2 separate regions of the Mus musculus genome follow, and region 2 is linked to region 1. The links are chromatin loops, found by intact Hi-C in ENCODE. Cell type or tissue: left cerebral cortex. All regions are shown on one strand. Links, peaks and the distances in the headings refer to the core of each region. The heading gives the core; the rest is flanking DNA. Region 1 holds the start of Tfb2m (transcription factor B2, mitochondrial). Region 2 holds the start of Ahctf1 (AT hook containing transcription factor 1).

Region 1 (5,339 bases), core at 340-5,339:
AATCTTCTCAGTTTGAGAATGGAAGCACTTATAAAAGGGAAGAGAGAGAGAGAGAGAGAGAGAGAGAGAGAGAGAGAGGCTTTTTTTCATGTATCCCAAGAGAATCAGACTCTCCAGGTAGAAAGACATTTTAAGCATCAAACAGCAATGCTATAGCTATGTGCCAGCCAATGAGGGAGGCACTGGCTATAAGTGACTCTTGGACATTTGCAACAGGGTCAGCCCTAATTGAGATGTGCTGAGTGTTAACCACATCAGAGCTGCAGACTTAGCAGGAAATCTTGACAACTACTTGTAACTCTGCTATACAGAGGAGTAAAGCCACTAAGACCATTTCCACCTGGTAAGTGGGACTGCTAGTCAAGTTTTAGAATTATCTTCCACGCCTTTGAATAATGCTTCTCCAGCCTTGAGTCTGATGCAAGCCAGAACTGTCATTTAGTATTTCCCAATTTCAATTCTCATTTAAAAGCTACAAGAAAAAAAAAGAGAGAAACCAGTAGTTTCCGTTCTCAAGCAATCTGATTATGATAACTTAATAAGAAAAATAATTTAAAACCAGCCATAAAGAAACCAGCAGGCACTATTAGAAAGAAAAATTACTTCAAAGGCACAAAAATTGCACAAGATACAAAAGCCCCAACTGCTAAGCAATTTGTGAAAAAAAAAAAACTTTAATTAAGCTTTTCTAAAAATGTAGGTCTAAATGCTGACTCTAAGATTCATTTTAAAAGTGAAATGGACATGGGGTGGGTGCTTTCTGTATTGCTCGAGTACCTGCAAATGCAGACAAGTATACCATTAACTCTATGCAGAGGGAAACAACTAGGCACATGGCAAAGGCCTGCAGTGCCAGGGATGCTGAGTTAACCAAGGGTGGGGGCTCAGGCGGGAAGGCGTTTGCAGAGAAAACATGGAAACCTGAGTCCTGATCCCCAAAGACCCACACCCATAACCTGAGTGCGTGGAGGATGGAGGCAGACGGAGCCGTGGACACTGACGGACAGCCAGCCCAGCAGGATCTGAGCTCCAGGGTCAGGAACAGAACATGTCTCAACAAAACAGTGGACAGTGACAGTCACGTGACATCACACTACACAGGCACACACATGCATACCACATACACAAACAGAAACAGGGAGCTGGGGAGGTAGCTCCAGGGCAGAGCACTCGCCCAGCGCGTGTGCAAAGCCCAGGCTTTGACCCCTAACAAAGAAGGACAATGATAAATATAACTTTCCTAACGCCAACCACTCAAAAGGAAAATAAACCCTGCCCCAAGTTTCCTTGGACTGAGTAGGCTGTGGTCCACAGGCATTGTGAAATTTTTAAAAATGGTGCTAGGTCTGGAATTCAGGGCCTTATACGTGCGAAGTGGTCTACCACTGAGCTACAATCCCCTTGCCTTAAGAGGCTTATTTTAAAAATGAAAAACTCAAGAATATACTGGGTAAGTAAATTTTGTTATTGCTCTGATATTTTTTAAAAATCATTCTGAGGGAGGGACTGGGAGGAGAGGAGGCAGGGGAGGCAAGGATCGTGAGGTAAAGTTAATTAATTATTTAATTAATAAAAATTATAAAAATCATTCTGCCATATTCAATTGTTAAAATATAGCTCTGGGGAGGGGTGCAAGTCTAGAATCCTTCTGAGTTTATCAAAATGCCAATGGGGGGGGGTCACCTTTGCTTTTTTTCTTTTCCTGAGACATGGTTTCACTATATCCTAAACTAGCCCTGAACTCTATGCATCCCAGGCTGGCCTCCAACTGGTGGGTAATCAGCCTCCTGAATGCCAGGAGCACAGACTTTTACCACCATGCCTGGGAAGAATAATTTCAATAAAGAAAGGATGTTAAAAAACAAAACAAAAACTTAACAAAATCAAGATCAGTGAACAACAGTTAATAGCTTCTGCAGTGTACTAACTTACCATGCAAAAAAGGCCATCTTCAGGTGTCAATTCTTTCCGCCCTAGAGTTTCATTAGCTAAGGGCAATCTTGAGGCTACTTGGCAGGTGACACATTCCTGAGAAACTCTTTCCTTGTGCATTTATATGCCAAGCTCAATTATGCTGCCAGCAGAGTAAGCAGAAAGGATTGTACATATTTTAAACTAAGAAGTTGATTGGCCGCAGCTTCCAGCCTTGATGGAAGGGATAATGGGCAAAGCTTTGAGTACGATCCCCAAACACCGAAATCACTCTCAAAGAAAAGGATCTTCTAACACTGCCAAAATTCCCATTAGAGTATCCTATTTTTAGTCTTTGCAATCGGCCTTTTAAATTGCATTCTACGGTACAATGTGCTTAACTAAGTTTACACAGAGAATAAGGAAGCTTCCTAAGGCTTTAATCCTTTTAAACATGGGAAGGAATTTTAAGCTTTCAAATATTAAAATTTTTCAGCCTGAAATTTCAGTCTTGCAAACATGCATATTAAAAAGAAAAGGTAAATCTTGGCCCACAGGGAGGGAAAGAAGGGAGGCACTCGGCGGTTCCTGACAACCAAAGAGGTAGCTGTGGAGGGGAAAGAAGGTATATGGGGGCAAATAAAAGCTACCCGCAGGGAAGCTGGCACAGGCGACGGGCCACCGAACAGAGACACCGACGCGGAGTAGAAGCTGCCGGGTCCCCGGGGAGGGGAGCGCGCGCGGAGAAATTGGCGCGACGCGCGACAACCGCGTACCCGCAGAAAAGCGGGGAAAACAGGAGATCCGAGAGGGGGCGGATGCGAGAGGGACCCGCTGCAACTCCGGGGAGGACAGCGCCCGGGGAGGAGCCAGCGACTCCCCACAGCTCGGCGGTCGCCGCCAGCCGGCTGATCCCCTGCAGCCGGGCTGCTGGTCTTACCTGGGCATCCGAGGCAATGCAAGGGCTACCGCCGGGCGCCGGGTCTGTTTCCAGCCCCGCGCGCTGACATGGCGGCCGACGAGCTGTCACACCGCCGGCTCGGGTCTCCCGCGGCACTGGAGGATCGGACACCTCTAGCCTTCCCGCCCCGCCTCCCTCTGCGCAACCCTCCCGGCTGGCGGCCGGACCGAGGAGCATAGAGTGCGAGACCGCGGCTAGAGAGGAAGTGCGGAGGGCGGGCGACCATAGAGTTCCAGCACGGACACACCCGGAGAGTCCACGCACAGGAGCCTGGGGGCGGAGCCTAGGCGGAAGCGGAAGCGAGTGAGCAAAGGACTGAGGCTAGGTCGTTCGCATGCGCCATTCGTAATGTTTACTTCCGCCCGGCCTAGTGTGGTGGTGAAATGTGTGCACGTGTGATGGGGTGCTCTGCGTTCTTCGCAGAGGCTACCTTAACTGGTGTTTGAGGTGGACTTTAGAGGAGGATGAGGGGACCGGCGATGCGGCTTCCCCCGCGGATCGCGCTGTCAGCGTTGGCCCGCGGCCCATCTTGCATTCTAGGGTCCGGAGCGGCGACGCGGAAGGACTGGCAAACGAGGAACCGCCGCGGCTTCTCTGACTTCAATATAGAGCCGTTGCCTGATTCTGATTTGGAGGAGTCGTCCCCGTGGACATCCAGGAATCGATCGGAGCCTACGCGTCACATAGCATGTAAGAAAGCGGCCAGGAACCTGGTACGGGACCTGCTGGAGCACCAAAACCCATCCCGTCAAATTATACTAGAGTGCAATCCAGGTGAGTTGAACAGAAGCTTTGCCCTTAGCGTTTACGTGCCCAATATCCTAAATTAGTGTTTGTTTATTGTGTATGCGCGCGTGTTTAGGTCAGAAGACGACTTAGCGAGAGTCAGTTCTCGCCCTACACTTGTGATCTCAATGATTGAAACGAAGTGTTCAGGCTTTACGCCAACCGCCATTGCCCTCTGAGCGTTCTCATTGACCCTGAATTGTATTTTTTTCTTTCTTAAGCATCACTTCTTACTGACAGTCATTTCGTTTAGACTTGACAGTAATTTTTATGGCTAAACATTCAAATAGTCCGTGAGTAAGAGGTAGTCGCAATCTTACATACTATCTTATATACTTGTTTTTCTTCTAGGAAATAGTGACATTTGTTAGGACAGTAAGTGTTGCTGTCACTGACAGACAGAAGGCTGTACAGCTTACCTGTTGAGATGTTGTGGGTTCAAGGTAACTGCCTAATCATAGTTTTCTATATGCAAAAAGAATGTTATCTGGAAACATTGTGTCGTTGAAGCTTGTGTAAAGTCGACTTTGAAAGTGACTGTGGCCGGATGCAATGGCACACACCTTTAATCCCAGCAAGAGGCAGACTGATCTGTGAGTTGGAGGCCATCGAGGTCTACAGAGTGAATTCCAGGACAGCCAGAGCTACACAGTGAGATCCTGTCTTAAAAATAGAGGAAGAGAAAGACACACACACACACACACAGAGAGAGAGAGAGAGAGAGAGACAGACAGACAGACAGACAGACAGATAGAAATGGAGAGACAGAATCAGACAGTATGTTGTTTATTTTGCAAATAAAGTTTTTCTGTTAATATACCAGGTCCTGGAATCCTGACTGGGGCATTACTTAAAGCTGGTGCCAGAGTGGTTGCCTTTGAAAGTGAAAAGACTTTTATTCCACATTTGGAGGTATATTTTTATGTTCCTAAAGTAATATATCTATAAAGACTAGGACCTGTTGAGTGTTCCATGCTTGTTGAGTTTCTGAAAGCTTGGGAGTTCTGAAATCTCTTTTCTAGTTCCTACTGGGGCCCCGAAAATGATAACCTCAAAGCATGACTCATTAATAATAAGTGAGTATTTTGGAATAAAGGACAGTTGGAAGCCCTCAGGTGTAGCTTCAGGAAGAAAGTGTTTCTGCCCTCCTGTTCTTCAAATCAAGCCCTAGAGAGCAGAACTCCTATTCTCAGGATAGACACAGAAGCTAGGACCACCTCACTGCAAAAGAAATGATAGGCCTGAGAATTACTGTAAGCTTTCTGTGTGAGAACTGCCTTTGGCCTACCTTGATTCATAGAGGATCGGGAGTTCTTTTGTCAGAAGCGTTCACCCTCTGCCCAAGAGGAACGAATGACAAACGTAGAGAGCCTAAGAATCTGAACGGAGCGGCCCTGGGTCTGCTTCCACCTTTGGTTGGTTCAGGTCACACCCCTTTTATTCCAGCTCATCCCCACAGAGCTGCCCATTCTCCATTGACTCTCAGCGTGAAGTTGGACACTTTCTCTAGATCTACATAGGAACACTTGTTACATAGGCTCCCATTAATTTGTGGTTACACTTTTCAGTTGTTAATCTACCTTTTGTTAAATGAGTGTAGTTTATTCCCTTAAGATCAGGAGGAACTATGTCCCATCTTACCTTCCTATACAGTCTAGCTGAATGATATATAATTGGTCAC
Region 2 (5,373 bases), core at 116-5,115, 260 kb before region 1:
AGAATGTCTCAAAGACATCAACTGAGCTGGGGGAGTAGTTCAGGGTTTGTCTAACATGTGCCAGACCCTGAGTTGAATCTCCAGCAGTGCATGAAACTTCTTCTAGTGGTGCATACCAGTATTCCCAGCACGCGAGAGCTTGGGACTGGGAGACCAGGAAACTAAGGTCATCCTGGGCTATGGAAGGAGATGAGAGAGACTGTATCAAAACAAACAAGAGGTGTAGGGTAAGTAAGTGGTAAGAAAGGAAAAGAAAGAAAGAAAATAGGGAGAGAAAAGAATGCAAAAAGGCAAAACACATTTGGGAAAAAGCAAAGGAAAAAAGGACATTTGTGGGGAAATAGGCCAGGTATGGTTGGTTGAGGTTTTTGATAGTTGATCACTGAAAACAAAAAACAAAACAAAAAACCAGTCTGTTGGTAATGACAGAAGAAAGATTGAAATCTGAACCATCATATATTGGTCTGGGTATTAGGTATGAAGGAACAGATTTTTAAATTTACAATCTAAAGAATTTTCAAATTATTTAATTTTCTTTATTACATGTGTATTTTTGCCTGTGTGTAGGCCTGTGTATCAATGGTGACCATGGAGGGCAGAAGAGGGTGCTGGATTCCTGGAACTCAAGTGACAGATGGTTGTGAGCTACTATGTAGGTGCTAGAAATCCAATTCTGGGCTGGACTGTGGTGGCACACGACCTTAATCCCATTTCCAGGACAGTCAGGGGCACACAGAGAAATCCTGCCTTTAAAAACAAAAGAAACGAACGAAAAGTCCAATTCTGGTCCTCTTGAAGAGCAGCCAGTACTTTGAACTGTTTTGTTGTTTTGTTTTTGGAGACAGGGTTTCTCTGTGTAGCCTTGGCTGTCCTGGAACTCATTTTGTAGACCAGGGTGGCCTCGAACTCAGAAATCTGCCTGCCTCTGCCTCCCCGAGTGCTGGGATTAAAGGTGTGTGCCACCACGCCCAGTTCTTTCCACCCCCACCCCTGGACTTTTAATCCTCAGCCTAAAGAATCTGTGTCAGTCCTCTGTGCTCTGTGTCAGTCCTCTGTGCTCTGTGTCAGTCCTCTGTGCTCTGTGTCAGTCCTCTGTGCTCTGCAGATGATTAACGAACAAACGCCCAAAAGGTCACCTGATTCCCCAGTTACTAAGCTCAGTGGTAGAATTCCTGGGCTGAAAATCCATCTTCTTCTTACTACCAAGGAGTCTGATATGGAAGGAAATTTGTTCCAAAGGATGGGAATATAGACAGAAGAGGAAGGCAGGCAGGGATGGAAACTAACATGGGTGTAGGACAAAGGCAGGTTTTCTGTTTGAAAACAGAAAATTAGTTCATAAGAAAGAGGGATGGGGGATGTAGTTCTGTTGGTAGAGTACTTGTTTAGCGTTCATGAAGCCTCGAATTTGATCCTAAGAACCACCTAAAACTGGGAAAGGGGTGCATGCCTGTAACCCCAGCCCTGACTGTCATCCTCAGTTACACACTGAGTTTAAGGCCAATGGTGCACATGAGACAGTCTTCACACACCCCATTCACTACCAGCAAAACAGAACCAGACCACACAACACTTACTGCAAAATCTTGTCTAACTTCTTCCTCTCACAATTTAGAATAATACCTTGCGCAAACTAGCACACTTTTACATCTTGCAGTGAATAAAGAAAAAGTCACAAAGATAAACAGTTTATTTCTAAGAGGCAGCTTTATCTCAAAAATTGTGCAGAGAGAGAGAGTAGTAGAGACAGGCTTTCCTGATTAAAGCAGTCTACTAATGTCTTCTCCTTCTCTCTTCCCCCTTCTGTTTGTTTGTTTGTTTGTTTGTTTGTTTGTTTGTTTGAGATAGGGTTTCTCTATGTAGCCTTGGAACGACTATGGAGACCAGGCTGATCTTGAACGCACAGAGATCCTCCTGATTCTGCCTGTGCTCTTACAACTCAGTAATAAAGACACATTCTATTTCATTTGTTTGAAAATTCTTTGGTGCTGGGTCTAGCTTCAAAGAGAGATACTGATAGTCTACAGAAGAAAGCCCAAAGATGAGCTCCAAATGATAGTCTAGAAATGATACAGTCTAGAAATGATACAGTCTAGAAATGATACAGTCTAGGGATCTTGATTGGATCTGTTTTCACTGATAGTTAAAAGAATGAAAGGGTGGTTCAGGTCTTTAATCCCACGGCTCAGGAGACAGAGGCAAGAAGATCTCTGTGAGTTTGAGGCCAGCCCCATCTACTAAGAGAGTTCCAAGATAGCCAGGGCTGTTACACAGAGAAACCATGTCTAGAACAAACTGAAAGGAAAAAAAAAAAAAAAGAACTGTTAAGACTAGAAGAGTTAAAAGGCAAAGCACAACAAGCAGTAGCAGAATTAGCAGTTAAAAAGGCGTTTATTGCAGGCAGTAAACACACAGAGAAAAAGACCTTCTACAAAACAGAGAGGGGATTTGAGAAGCTGAAAAATCCAGTCTCTTCTTGAGGCCTGGGGGTTGTAAAACCTCTAAAACCTCCCTGACCTACTTTAGTGTTGGTCAGTTTGAAGGCAGAAAGGATGGATGGTTGATCGGTCCACTACAGTTGTGTAACGTGTTCTAATCAGGCTTTGAACTTATTGAACCAGTCCATCAGCAGGTGACCTGCAGGTAGATGATAAAAGCTTGCCAGGTTTTTGTCTCAAATCAGGAGGTTAAAAAAAGCTGGCCATCTTGGAAATTCGCCATGGCTCATGTCCCTGTTTGTCTACTAAGGGTCTGCCCAACTCCTCGTCTCTCAATACTAACAAATCGAAAAGAAAACATAGGTTTGGCATAATGGAACCTACAGCTTCGTGCATGCCAAGCACGAAGCTCTGCCAGCAGAATTACCCAGCGTCAGATATATGACAAAAGATTAGGCTAGGCGACCTGAACTCTCTGCTTTTTGAGAAAAAAAAAAAAATGAGAGTAAGAGTTTCTCAGTAAGTCTGGGTTTTGTGTGTGTGTGTGCGTTTCCTTGAAGAGTTGGAGCACAGAACGGAAAAAACGGAGGCAAGAGCAGCAGTCATAGACGGAAAGATTATCGCTTGGCTGCCAGCAGGAACCGCCACTAGATTAGGCCGGCCCTTGCTCCGCAAAGCCGGACACGCCCTACACTACGCCCAGCGCACAAAGCCCTATGGGACTTGTAGTCTTTCGCCTATCTGCTCCTAGGAGGCGGAGAGACCCTGCTGTACGTAAATGAATCTTTCTTCCCGGCGTCGTCTCGGTTTTCTCCCTTTGCGAAAGGCCTAGTAGGGAAAGTTTGAAAATTCCCGCGGAGTCGGCGCCAGAGGCCGGAACCCTCGCGAGAAGTCCGAGCCCCGCAGCGCGATCTGCGATCGGATCCCCGCCCTGGCCACGATCCTTCCCTGGGCGGAGAGGCTGTGTGTGTGGGGTTCGGGCAGTGCGCCCGGGGTAATGCGCAGAGCGCGGCCCGAGCGGTGCCAGCCCAGTAAGTCGAGTCGCCAGCGGGGAGGACGCGGCGCGGGCGGTGGGACGAGTTCGAAGCCGGGATTGGGCGAAGGAGCACCCGGGGCCTGAGGGGACCGGCGAGAGACTGAGCGAGAAGCGGCTTCCGCGGGCCCGGGGCGCGCGCCGGGCCGTGTCTCCCGGGAGATGCTGTGACGGACCGCACGGAAGCAGCGACGCCGGGGCCCTTGGCGGCCTGGCCCGCGGGCTCAGGTAGGGTGGGGAACCGCAGGCCCGCGCGCCGAGGGCGGGGCGGCCGGGGCGGCGAGGCCCGGGGCCTAGGCCGGGCGCACCGCCTCGCGGGGAAGCGGCGTCCGCGAGCCGCGACCGGTGCGGCTCGTTCCAGCGCTCGGGCGTTAGTTACATAACCCTGGCGGCGGGTGCCGGCACATGGCCGCAGAGTCGAGCCTCCGGGCTCGTCTCCCGCGCCCGCGGGCGGGATCTCCGCCCCCCGGGACGAGTCTGACTCGAGACCCCGGGCCGTCAGGGTGTAGCGGAGCGATGGAGACCTTTGTGGGGCGTTCCCCGCGGACAGCCGCGGGCGCTCCGAGTCTCTCCGGCGTTGGCGTGAGCTCCACATGGTCCTGTGCTTGGCTCGGGTGAGTCCTGGGCGGGGGAAAAAGTTTCACTCGCGAAGCGGGCCACAGGGCTGAGTGGATCTGGTCCAGGACATCTAAGAGAACCGTGTCCGGAGCTCATCTGCGAGCTGTAAGGCCCATGACTTTTGCCTTTGGTTGACTTTTTGGAGAGTCGACTCTGCTTTTTGAATTGATAGGTACACACATGGTCCTTTTGAGACAGGTGGTTTTTGTTGACTTTGTGGAACCTTTCTTTTTGGTACCGTGAAGAATCACATCCAGGTCCTCACACATGTCAGGCAAGCGCTCCACCACTTGAGTTGTGTCCCCAGCATGGGATCTTGTGATTTTTCGGTTCCTAAAGCAAACGGCAGCCATTCTTAGAGGTGTGTTGTTATAGGAAAGTGAGCGTTGTTATTTTTGTTTATTTTTGATGCCAGTGATCGAAGCTACCACCTCGAGCTTATTAAGCTCGAGCCCCGCCACTGAGATCTAACCAAGTCGCTGAGTTTGGGTGCTTTTTTTTTTAATAGACAGTTGGAGACATTTTTTAAAGAGCGTGGATTCTTTAGAAGAAAATATAATTTGGTTTTTGATATACTAAAGAATCTGTGGGCTTTAAGAACTGTCTTTAACTGTCAGCCTCCCAGAAGACAGACGTTGTTGGGTGAATTTACCTATTTCAAGCGGTGATGTTTGTGCTATGGGGAGACTACATTCCGTGATTTAGTTTGTAGTTTTAGTGGTTCTGAGGATGGCCTCGCACATGTTAGGCGCAGAACCTGCTTCTGAGAGGACCTGCTCTTTACTCTTGAGAGACACTTATCACTTTGTAGCCAGGGGATCCTTGAATTTTTCTCTGTCCTTGCCTCAGCCCAGGGAATAACCGGGATTACAGGTGGGAACCACATAGTAATTTAGTAGTAAAATGTTACCAGTTTGTAAGGCAACCTAATTATTTGTAAACATTTAAAGTTGGAGCACAGATCTCCACTTAACAAATAAAGCATAGATCCTAACTTTATTTTTTTTATTATTTTATTTTATTTTTGGCTTTTTTTTTTTTTTTTTTTTTTTTTGAGACAGGGTTTCTCTGTATAGCCCTGGCTGTCCTGGAACTCAGGCTGTCCTCGAACTGAGAGATCCGCCTGCCTGCCTCTTCCTCCCGAGTGCTGGGATTAAAAGCGTGCGCCACCACGCCAGGCTAAGATCCTAACTTTATAAATCCAAGAATGAAGTGTTCCTTCTCTAGGTTAGCTTAAAGGTCTCCGTAGCATGTCTATTCTAATCCAGCCTTATTGCACAGATT

Evidence for each region. Peaks named below come from ENCODE experiments on the same cell type or tissue, not always from the same donor. Only the 100,000 strongest peaks of a DNase experiment are listed, where the experiment ranks them.
Region 2: a loop joins it to region 1, with 6 times the contacts of the local background. A loop is called at or near these places in 4 of 42 quality-filtered maps.

What each region holds. Positions count from the first base shown.
Region 1 is chr1:179,544,129-179,549,467 of GRCm38, reverse strand. It overlaps Tfb2m (transcription factor B2, mitochondrial), which reads left to right and starts at 3,192. Exons shown (of 8, transcript NM_008249.5): 1 at 3,192-3,646; 2 at 4,482-4,570. The coding sequence starts at 3,337. Cnst (consortin, connexin sorting protein) reads right to left here and starts at 2,939. Exons shown (of 11, transcript NM_146105.3): 1 at 2,852-2,939. In left cerebral cortex, for the core only: a CTCF peak has its summit at 2,810; DNase peaks (open chromatin) are centred at 2,746, 3,110, 3,457, 3,770 and 2 more places; H3K4me3 peaks cover 2,486 bases; H3K27ac peaks cover 1,486 bases.
Region 2 is chr1:179,801,679-179,807,051 of GRCm38, reverse strand. It overlaps Ahctf1 (AT hook containing transcription factor 1), which reads left to right and starts at 3,037. Exons shown (of 36, transcript NM_026375.2): 1 at 3,037-3,699. In left cerebral cortex, for the core only: a CTCF peak has its summit at 3,085; DNase peaks (open chromatin) are centred at 3,251, 3,876 and 4,015; H3K4me3 peaks cover 2,369 bases; H3K27ac peaks cover 1,488 bases.